4 separate regions of the Mus musculus genome follow, and regions 2, 3 and 4 are each linked to region 1. The links are chromatin loops, found by intact Hi-C in ENCODE. Cell type or tissue: left cerebral cortex. All regions are shown on one strand. Region 1 has its middle 210 kb from the start of Mir3961. Region 2 overlaps Mef2c (myocyte enhancer factor 2C). Region 3 has its middle 36 kb from the start of Mir3961. Region 4 has its middle 24 kb from the start of Mir3961.

Region 1 (2,500 bases):
ACGTAGGTTTTGTTAATAGAATACTTATCCTTGTAATATTCTTCCATTTACATAATTGATAGTTTTCTGTCTATCATGTGGTCTTACAGCATGTTCCATTTATTATTTGATTTTGTTCCATAGATGTTTGACCTGTCTTTCCAATAGATAATATTAACATTTCAAACAGGAAAATTTCCATTTTGAGATAATGACATTCTTTTCATTTCTAGGTTCCCTTTAAGTTTTCAAGTTCTGGACCTACAACAATAGTTTGAACACAAACAACTTGCTTGTATGACTAATGCTATGGTAAATAAGCTAATAATGTTTGCCATACACAGATTGCTAGCTAATGTAAATCGAAGTACAATATTGTCTTGGATCCCTGAAAAAAAAATGTTGCCAGGAAGGAATCACTCATCTAATGGTCTGTATTAGGATAAGTTACATGTTCTCGTTTACAAAGCTAGACTAATTTGAACATAAGAAAGCAGATAAAGAAGAGAGACACTTTGGTATCAAGACAAATTTCCCTTATTACTTGAAACATATATACATACCAAAAGTAGGTGCTATTCTTCGTGTTATTCTTCTTATCTGTCTATAAATGATAGCCTGCTGGGCATTGGTTACTATATGCACAAATATAATAACCAAAGTCCTGACTTAAGAATATATTCACTAGAAATCCTTAGAAAAGTACTTATAAAGTCACAGGTCTCCAATTTCAAAGTCAAAATCTGTCCAAGTGTTGCAGCTCACCAGATTTGGTCACCAGAGAGTTATCCCCCTGTCTCTCTCCTCATTTTAGTAATGAGAAAATAGGGAGAAAAGCAAACACATGCAACCTGTGGACATGTCAGGTAGTAATCAAATAATGTTTAAAAATTTCTGTAACTGGCATACTTTTATGGGGAACAAAATGAGTATTTTCTGGGAAGAAAGGGAACTGTCACAGCAGGATCTTGGGATTTTTTGGTGTTGTCAAAGTTAGGTTCCCTCATCTCCCTCAACATTATCACCTGGGCAAATGCTGGACTTGTTTATTATAAAAATACAGAAGTTATCATTACTGAGTAACTTTTTGCCAGTTTCTAATGATTTGGAAGAGATACATTCCTTTTGAGAGTTCAGCTCTCCTAGGTCTGGTTTGCTCCTTAGCCTGACTGTTTATGTAAAGAATTTCTAGTCAGAGTGCAAAAAGGTGTTCCTTCTACAGAGAATCCATTCAGTAGAACAGGCTAATAGGCTGACCAGTCATTAACTAAAACACAGCTGGGAAGAGGCTATAATCCCCCAATTTCCTTCACAAATGCAGTAAATAAATATTCAAATGAAGCAGTGTGTAATTTGCATATGTGTTAAACAAAAGCCCAGCTGAAGATTTGGTTGTAAATCTCTCTTCATGTTTCTCCCTCTTCTACCTACAGAGGCTCTACCTGGAATGTCTCTGCTATACAAGGTCCCAGACTCTTCAGAAGTAAAAATCCTTTTGGTCTTCAAAAATTATCTTAGAAAATTCCTCTTGCAGGACCCCCACCCCCACCCCCTTAGCTTTGTCATCAAGTCCTTCTTTTATTATCTTGAATATGTTTCATATTTTTTCAGATACTTTAAACTGCATTATTTGTATGTGTAATATGCATTAGAAGCACTGTGTTTGCATGGTTCATGGGTAGAACTCTAATTTTCAGACCATAGAGCAAGAAGTACTTAACTAAAACTTGCAGGCTTCAACATTGGTACAAGTTATTTGTTAACCCCATGGCTTTCAGGAAGGATTCACATCAGTGCAGACTCTGAAAGTCTTCATTCTGTCCTCAGAGGCTTCTATCAAATGCTGTAATGTAGGATGCCCTTTGTTTAATTATTCCTTAGACTGAGCCTCAATATCATTACAAATTCCCCACTCTGCGTCTTCTTTCCCTCTCCTGCTCTTGTTCAGTGATTGTAATTTCTAGACTTAGATTCTAGGGCACACCTGACCTTAGGCTCTGCTGGGTTGCTTATCCTGAAGCAGTGTGAGGCCCTCCCAAGGTGAAGAAATATAATTAGAAGAGAAAGAAATCATTCAGTGAGGAGCCCATGGTAGGACACAAGGGGTTACTTTCTAGGGGAAAAATAGATTGTGAAAAAAATTAACTAATTCTGGATAGTAAAAGAAAAAAGACAGCTCTGCAGTTAAAGAAAGCAGCATGTTAAAAATTAGCAAGGTAAATTGGCTTTCACTTGTTTTCAACACAGCTGTGGTTGTTAGTAGATCCTTCTTCTTTTCCAGTTGGGACAGAAAAATAAGAGAATAGCCAAGACCCAGAGAATTCCTAGGAGAAGTTGATTTTATTTTATTCCTCCTCCTATCCTTTTTCTCCTTCTTCTACTTCTATTTGTTCTGTGTCTAAGAAGTGGACTATGTAATTGTGAGCTTATTATGTGTAAATGCCTTTTATTATATTTAGAAAATATTGCAGCCCCTCAAAAAAAGTGGTACATAGATTTAAGCTATGATTCTTATAAAGTA
Region 2 (2,500 bases), 630 kb after region 1:
TTTTAAAATGACAGCTTTTAGAATAATGCCTCCCAAATGAATATCTAAACTGAAAAAGCATGCATATTCCTTTTACACATATATAGTGATGGTTTGGACCAAATGAAAGGCTTTATCGACGATGCTTAGTGAGTGTAACATATGAAGAAGAGCTGACTGGGATTTCATGCTCAGCACTGTGCCTTAATTCACAGACTCATGGTTGTTCCTGCATTCAGTAGAGCTTGACTGGGATTTGTCACCTTTAAGAAATCAAACCAGATTACAGAGGCAAGTCACAAAACCAACGCAACAGCGCTCTACACCTTACAAAAGGCAGATTACACAGTTCACATGTTATTCTGATAGAGCAAAGATAAAGGCTGATTGCTAAGGAACGGCAAGACACTCTGATTCGAAATGATTGCTAGATAACTATGCCACGACCCTGTTGCTTCGTCATTATAAAGAGCCACTTAAACAGCAGAAAACTCAGTTTTCAAATAATAGGCGCTCAGTAGTGTTTTTTCATTGCTTAAATTTGAAGTTCCATCAACTCTCTTTGAGCAGATATCAATTTGTCAATTTGTGTGAAGTGGTTACCATAAAGCTTAAAGGAATTAGGCATTTTCAGAAGTGTTGTGTAGAATGCAGAGTAGATTTGCCAAAATTAATATATCTTTATGGTATTGAAAAATTAAGCAGAAAATACATAATTGACAATATCCTGTATGTTGTTCTGTTACCAGGTGTATTCTTCAAGATGAGTAGTTACATAGTTATGATTCAATGCATTCAAAACATATCATGATAGGTGTTATTGGTAAATGAGACATATATATATATATATACATATACATTAATGTTTATTTTATGAATGTTACTTAAACATCATTTTTATGAAAATATAATACGTGGAGACTTTGTTAGAGAATAGTTTTGTTTTACCTGTAGCATTTTTAAAACTCAAACTTTCTAAACACCCAACACCACAGTAATTTCTTGCTTCTTTTAAAATTGAAGTCCTTTTTTACCCTACTGATGCCTCCTAGTGTCTCCCACAATAAAGCTCTAATGAGTCATCCATAACTGTAAACATTGCACTTTCACTGCCTGCATCTTCTGTGATACATAAAATTCATATTTATGTGTTTAATTTTCTGTGCGTTACTATAATAAGATAGAATACTTTAGTGAATGAGATGTTTCATCTGTGGATTTATGGTATGAAGGTTTACTTCGACCTTAACAATATTCTGCTAAGTGTAATAAGTTTATACCTTCGGTTGAAATTCATATCATCCTTCCTTATAGTCACTATTATTGCAAATGAAAAATAGCAGATCTTCCATTTTGTAGACCTGGAAATTAGATAGAGTTCATCATTGAATGGCCGATGAGAAATGGTTAAAAGAGCTTATTGTTTCATTTAAGAAGACCCCCTCAAGAGTTAACAACTTTTGTTAACTGCATGTCTTCACACATGCAAATCTCTATGTGAATATTGCATTTCAAAGGTTAAAAAAATAAAAGGAAGGGAAAGATAAGTGTTACTTATAAAATAGCAAAAGAAAAACTTGGTTAGGGGGAAAATGTCTCTATGTAGTGGAAAGAGGTTTACTAGAACATAACTTCTCAGGACCCACAGGGCACTCTCATGTGGTAGACACTAGTGGACATCAATTTTACTGCAAGGTTTATGTCCTTAGTCTCATAGCAGTGAGTGACATGCTTGCATATCTGTGACTTCTTGCAACTCTGATTCTACCTAAGACAATTGCCATTTGATTTTATAATTTTTTTCTTTAGTATAGTTATGAAAGGGGACATTCTCCTAATAGTTCCAAATTCAAGTGCAAAAGATTTTAACATCTCTGGGCCTCCTGGGTTGTCTCAGTGCATATCGCATTCTTGACTTTCACTAATACAGTGTTCTGAGGATCCAAGTGCATATGTTAGACCTGAGCTTAATTAGTTGTTACACTTACATGTGGGGGGGAGGCAAAAGAGGGTAGAAGGAGGGAGGGAGAGACAGAGACAGAGAGAGAGACAGAGAGAAGCAGAGAGACAGAGACAGAGGAAGAGACACAAAGAGAGAGACAGAGGGAGACAGACAGAGAGAGACACAACGGGAGAGACACGTGGTAGGGTGTGAAATAGCCACCCCTGATTAAAAAGTACACAGAATATTAGCAAAATTTGCCTATTGATTATTTTGTCCTAAGTTATTCCGTGATACAGTGCCATTACAATTCTCGTCTTGTTGGACAAATTTCAAAGAATGTAAGGGGTGTGTTTCTTTCGTTTAAGGAAGCAAACATCTAGGAAGGGGTGGGCCTTTCCCACAGGAGCCGCATTTCTTCCCCTGGAGAGCTGAAGCAAATCTGTAGTATGTGAGAGACTGGCCCATAAGAAACAGAATGATTTGTAGTGATCTGTTCTAGTTAGTGAGCAAAGCAAACCAGAAAGAGTTTTTCCTCTGAAAAACAGCTCCTGTCTGCCGCTTAATACTCAGTGCTGA
Region 3 (2,500 bases), 170 kb before region 1:
TATGCACACCCACAGACATGCATGCCATAGAAATCAGAAGTTCTCTACCTCGGGGTTGAACTCAGGTCATCAGTCTCAGCAGCAAGTGCCTTTACTCACTGAGCCAGTTCACTGGCCCTTAGTATTGCTTCCAAATGTACAATAATGAAAAAACTTAAGTTTTCAGGTGTATGCAAAGTGTATATTTTTGCCATTCCTCATATCTGTCTTCTCTTTCTTCATTCCATCTCCCTCCACAGGCATACAGGTGAATAAACATGTGCATGTGCATTCACACAATTCTCCTCAATTAAATACAGAAGGATACCCTTACGAAATTTATGTCCATTTTTCTTCTCAATCTTAAACTGAATCTTAAATGAGTGTTTTCTTTGAATAAACATCTAATGTAACATGCTAATATTTTACATAGAAACTCCAACATTTCCTGAACAGCTTCTACTGTTTTTTGTTTGTTTTACTTCAGGAAAAGATAAGTCAAGATCTTAAATACCTCTCTCTCTCTCTCTCTCTCTCTCTCTCTCTCTCTCTCTCTCTCTCTCTCTCTCTCTCTCTCTCATTCTGTTTCTCCTTCTCCCTCCCTCCCTATTCCTCTTTCTCCTTTCTACCCTCATCCCTGCCTCCTCTTTATTTTTGTCTCTTCAAGATCACATATATACTGAAGAAAATCTGTGATTGTATGGATTCAGACAATGGGATCCCATCTACATCTAAAATGCCATGTACCAAGAAGCACAAGCTAATCTAGTTTTTATGACTGGAATGATAGTCTATATTCTGGGGAGAAAGAGATGAAGGGATTATCAACCTTTCCAGGAGCCAAAGTATGGACCATATGTGATTCTTCAAAAAAAGAAGGTTATTATTACTGTTAACTCAAAGAAAAGATTAATTTAGGAGAAAAATAGCAAAAGCAAAGATGGACACCATAAAAATGGATGCTTCGTTTTATGCATCACTTCAAGTGATTGCATTTATTGTTTTTTCTTTGTGTTTATGTAAATTGTACTCCATGCTTTAGAATAGAAAAGATCACTTTTTCTCATGTGTGTCCTAATGTTTTGGCAGCATGGTGAACAGATAGGATGGCTTTTATAGATAAATAATCACTGAAAAAATGTTAATCCCTCATTAAACTTTTCTTCTTGTTGAGCTATCATCAAAGCTGTAATATTTTCCCTTTCCATATAAGTATGTTGTACCTTTTATCTACCAATATTTTTGCATAGTCAATACCTGAGAATTCACCTAGGATCTCAATGTCAGCTTTCCCAGTCTTCAGAAAACACAGGACAAGCAGACATCAGTAAATTCCTTCTACAAGGGTAAGATATTAAATACTACAGGTAAAACTCCTCAACCAATTTTTAGCACCAACACAATCATAAACAATATATAATTTGAGAAGGTTAAGCTGACTCCATGAAAGGCTTCAAATTGGCAGTTTAGGAAACAAGACCTAAATCTCTGTACCTAAGAACTGGGCAAGTCCAGGTAAGAGCATACCTCAGAAACTGCTCTGCCATCTGGCCTGAGACAAGGGCAATGGGTCATCAGCAGTTTCTAGACTTGCCCAGCAACAATTTCTAGCTGCCATGGTTTGGTAATTGGATAGCCCTACAGGTGGAGCAAGGTAAAGATCACTTTATCTGGAACCCCCTAATATGCTTTAAATCAAGCCTGAGAGCTCACTTGGGTGTCTACCATGGTAATGGGAGACCCCAACATGCTGGACTTCTGCAGAATAAAACACTCTTTGCGATTACATACTATTTGAGTTGGAGGTATCATTCTTTGGAAAATCATGGACAGTTACAAAATGAATGAGCATGGTTGTGTTTCAATAATACTTGCTTATTGTGATAACTCTTAGGCCAGGCTTGAGAAGAAGTGTGTTGTTTTTTGACCCCTAGCCATCTCTTCTGGCCTTCCTCTAAAACAAGTCTGAGTTCAGCAATGTATACCAAGCTTATTACAAAACCCAGACACTATTGTGGATACCAACAAGAGCTTGCTGACAGCTGACAGCAGCTATCTCCTGAGAGGCTCTGTCAGTGCCTGACTAATACAGAAGTGGATCCTCACAGCTATCCATTGAATTGAGCACAGGGTCCCCAATGAAGGAGCTAGAGAAAGTACCCAAGGAGCTGAAGGGGTTTGCAGTCCCATAGAGGAACAACAATATGAACTAACCAGTACCCTCCAGAGCTCTCTGGAGCTAAACCACCAACACATGGTGGGACTCATGGCTCCAGCTGCATATGTAGCAGAGGATGGCCTAGTTGGTCACAATGGGAGGAGAGGCCCTTGGTCCTGTGAAGGTTATATGGCCCAGTATAAAGGAATACCAGGGCCAGGATGCAGAAGTGGGTCAGTTGGTGAACAGGGGGTGGGGGTGGGGGGGGAGGATAGGAGTTTTCAGAGTGGAAACCAGGAAAGGGAATAACATTTGAAATGTAAATAAAGAAGATATCTAATAAAGAAATATAAAAAACAAAAT
Region 4 (2,500 bases), 180 kb before region 1:
TTAATATGGTTGGGAATCCACCAGCCAGAATGGCAGAACTGTTATCATCTTGTTGATGCTTCATGTTGCAGAGATACTAATTTTCATGTGTGTCCCAGAATGTAAACAGATGCTTGAATATACTTATGTTCTTACTTTGAGTCATTTGGGAGGAGAGGAGATGAATAATATACTGTCATTTCATTATAACATTTTTTAAAAACTTGGTTATGGATGTCTATCATGTACAAATCAGTTGATAGTAGAAAGGTTTCAGTGTAGTCGTGGTATTTATAGTGAAGAATATCTAAGAAGCCATTTATCAGATACTGACATTTTCACTTGAAAGAGTGGCAAAATATGGAAACAAGAAATTTATTTTCATTAAGAGAAAGGTGCTTCTTTCCAAACTAAATCACCTTGTCATGGCTACATTACCTGTCTCAGAAATAATTACTTTCTCTTTCCAAACTCATCTGACACCAATTTCTTCCCTTTCTTTCCAAAACTAACAAATTTTCTTATTCGCTTCCTTTCTCCCTAACTTGGGTACTTATATGCCTAACAAAGGTTGATAGACTCTAGTTTTTAATACATTTCCACTAAATTTTACAAATAGAGTCATAATATTTTAAGACTGAAAAAAACTGGTATTTCTTGTGTTTTAAAATAAATTAATTGAACTAGGAAAGAGACTGAAAATGAGAAGCAGCTTTTATATTTCAAAAATGAAATAAAATGATCACTTTCAAATTCTGGGAGATTCTCAATATAATTCAGTAGAGGAACTACAATGAATGACCATATTATCAATATATAAAGTACTTTAAATGTAAATTTCTGATTTGGTGAACTGATGTGTCCATGATATTTGATCAAGAAAAGATGTTTTGTTTTATTTGAATTCCTGTATCACATTGATGCCAAAGACACTGTTGTTTTTAAAGTGCATCAGCTAGGACATCACAAAAGTACCACTTTCCAAATTGCTATGGGTAGCAGCAAGACAATCAAAGGCATCATTCTAAATTGACTTTTACATTGCGAGAAATTTACTGATCTAAAAATTTACCAAGAGGGAGACCAGCACATCTGCCCCTATAGAAATGATTTTTGCATAGTAAGTGTTGATCTGCATAACCACATGATGGTTGCAAGTGCTGATTACCAAATCTGAATCATCATTACTTAGCAAAGTTCTATAAATACACATGGCACCATGTAATATATTCAGCTGCACTAAATTAATGACAAAGTCCTCATCCCAAGGAGCTTGGGGTCTAAAACTGAAGAATGGCACAAAATACAAATATGCAGAAAATACGGCATACAAGAGAAATTGTCAGTGAAATAGTTTCAGTGGAAGGTTTTTATGGTTTGAATAAAATGATAAATTAAAAATTTACATAAAACTTCATTTTTGGATTCATCATGCTCGAAAGTAAGCATTTCTAAAATACCACCTTCTGAATTCTTGGGATTATGTGTGTATGTGAATAACATATATATTCTTCATTTTTTATATTTAAGAATGATAAAATCAGTATATCCAAATTGAGTTCTTTATCCCTTCATGGTGTTCATATTTTTTACAATCTGCTCCTGACCACGAAAGACATTTTCGAGATTCTGTCTGCTCATTATCTTCCCCTACCAAACACCAAGTCCTGGTAGTTACCAAAGATATGGCAAACTCTCCAATTTCATCTGATACGTTCTATCTAAGTTCCTTCGGATTTCTATTAAAGGAATACTGTTCTTTCCTATCTGTTTGCATTTTAGTTTCTCACCAACAGTAACTTTGTGTTAGCTTACCCAGTCAGTAGGTATAGCTGTCTATTTTCTTTCTACATTCTCTATTGTTGTACATCTAGCAAAAAACCATGTATCTATATAATATTCCCAACACTCCAGAGAAATTAAATTTGTTCTCTGATGCATATATCAACATTCAATAAAATTGTCCTGTCTTACGAATAGTTTCTGTCTGCCATTTCATAAAGATTATCCCCTTACACCACTCAGAACACAGCGTTTACCTCCCTAATATCCATCCACCCATTCCTTCTCAATTTAAGGCATAAACTGTTCCTGTCCTCCAGAGGTGTGTTTCTGTTCCTCCAGATGTGAGAAAAGGTGATCCGTTATGCCCCAACATGAGGCTTGTTACTCATTGCAAGGATAATGTTTCTCCTGTCCTTGGATTTAGACACAATACTTATTCCTGGAAATGACTTTCTTCTCCCTCTGTCCTAGGTGGAGCTTGAATAAATGTTTTGTTTTGACTCCGAAGTCTCTTTTTGTAGTTGAGACTGCCTGGAAGTCATAGCTATCCCCCTAGGCCATTCCATGAGTATAAGAGTGGCAAGAATGTACTACCACTGTGGCTACCCAATACTAATTTTAATCATATATGTTAAATACTCAGTCAAACTGCTTCTAAGATTTGACCCATGCATGTGTTAACCTAACATGGGAGTTAGTCATTTTTACATCAATACATTTAGAGCTGTTTTTAAAA

The links. A loop is a pair of places that touch in the nucleus more often than their neighbours do. Peaks named below come from ENCODE experiments on the same cell type or tissue, not always from the same donor. Only the 100,000 strongest peaks of a DNase experiment are listed, where the experiment ranks them.
Region 2: it touches region 1 in a loop (3-fold over the local background); 2 of 42 quality-filtered maps call a loop at or near these places.
Region 3: a loop joins it to region 1, with 2.1 times the contacts of the local background. A loop is called at or near these places in 2 of 42 quality-filtered maps.
Region 4: it touches region 1 in a loop (2.5-fold over the local background); 2 of 42 quality-filtered maps call a loop at or near these places.

What each region holds. Positions count from the first base shown.
Region 1 is chr13:82,902,549-82,905,048 of GRCm38, forward strand. No RefSeq gene overlaps it. Among named protein-coding and RNA genes, the nearest start is that of Mir3961, 210 kb to the left of the region's middle. In left cerebral cortex, no CTCF peak of the experiment used is centred here; DNase peaks (open chromatin) are centred at 1,300 and 1,843; H3K27ac peaks cover 741 bases.
Region 2 is chr13:83,527,805-83,530,304 of GRCm38, forward strand. All of the region lies in intron 1 of Mef2c (myocyte enhancer factor 2C), which reads left to right. Among named protein-coding and RNA genes, the nearest start is that of Mef2c, 4.3 kb to the left of the region's middle. In left cerebral cortex, a CTCF peak has its summit at 1,043; no DNase peak of the experiment used is centred here; H3K4me3 peaks cover 2,500 bases; H3K27ac peaks cover 2,500 bases.
Region 3 is chr13:82,733,485-82,735,984 of GRCm38, forward strand. No RefSeq gene overlaps it. Among named protein-coding and RNA genes, the nearest start is that of Mir3961, 36 kb to the left of the region's middle. In left cerebral cortex, no CTCF peak of the experiment used is centred here; no DNase peak of the experiment used is centred here.
Region 4 is chr13:82,720,789-82,723,288 of GRCm38, forward strand. No RefSeq gene overlaps it. Among named protein-coding and RNA genes, the nearest start is that of Mir3961, 24 kb to the left of the region's middle. In left cerebral cortex, no CTCF peak of the experiment used is centred here; a DNase peak (open chromatin) is centred at 1,113.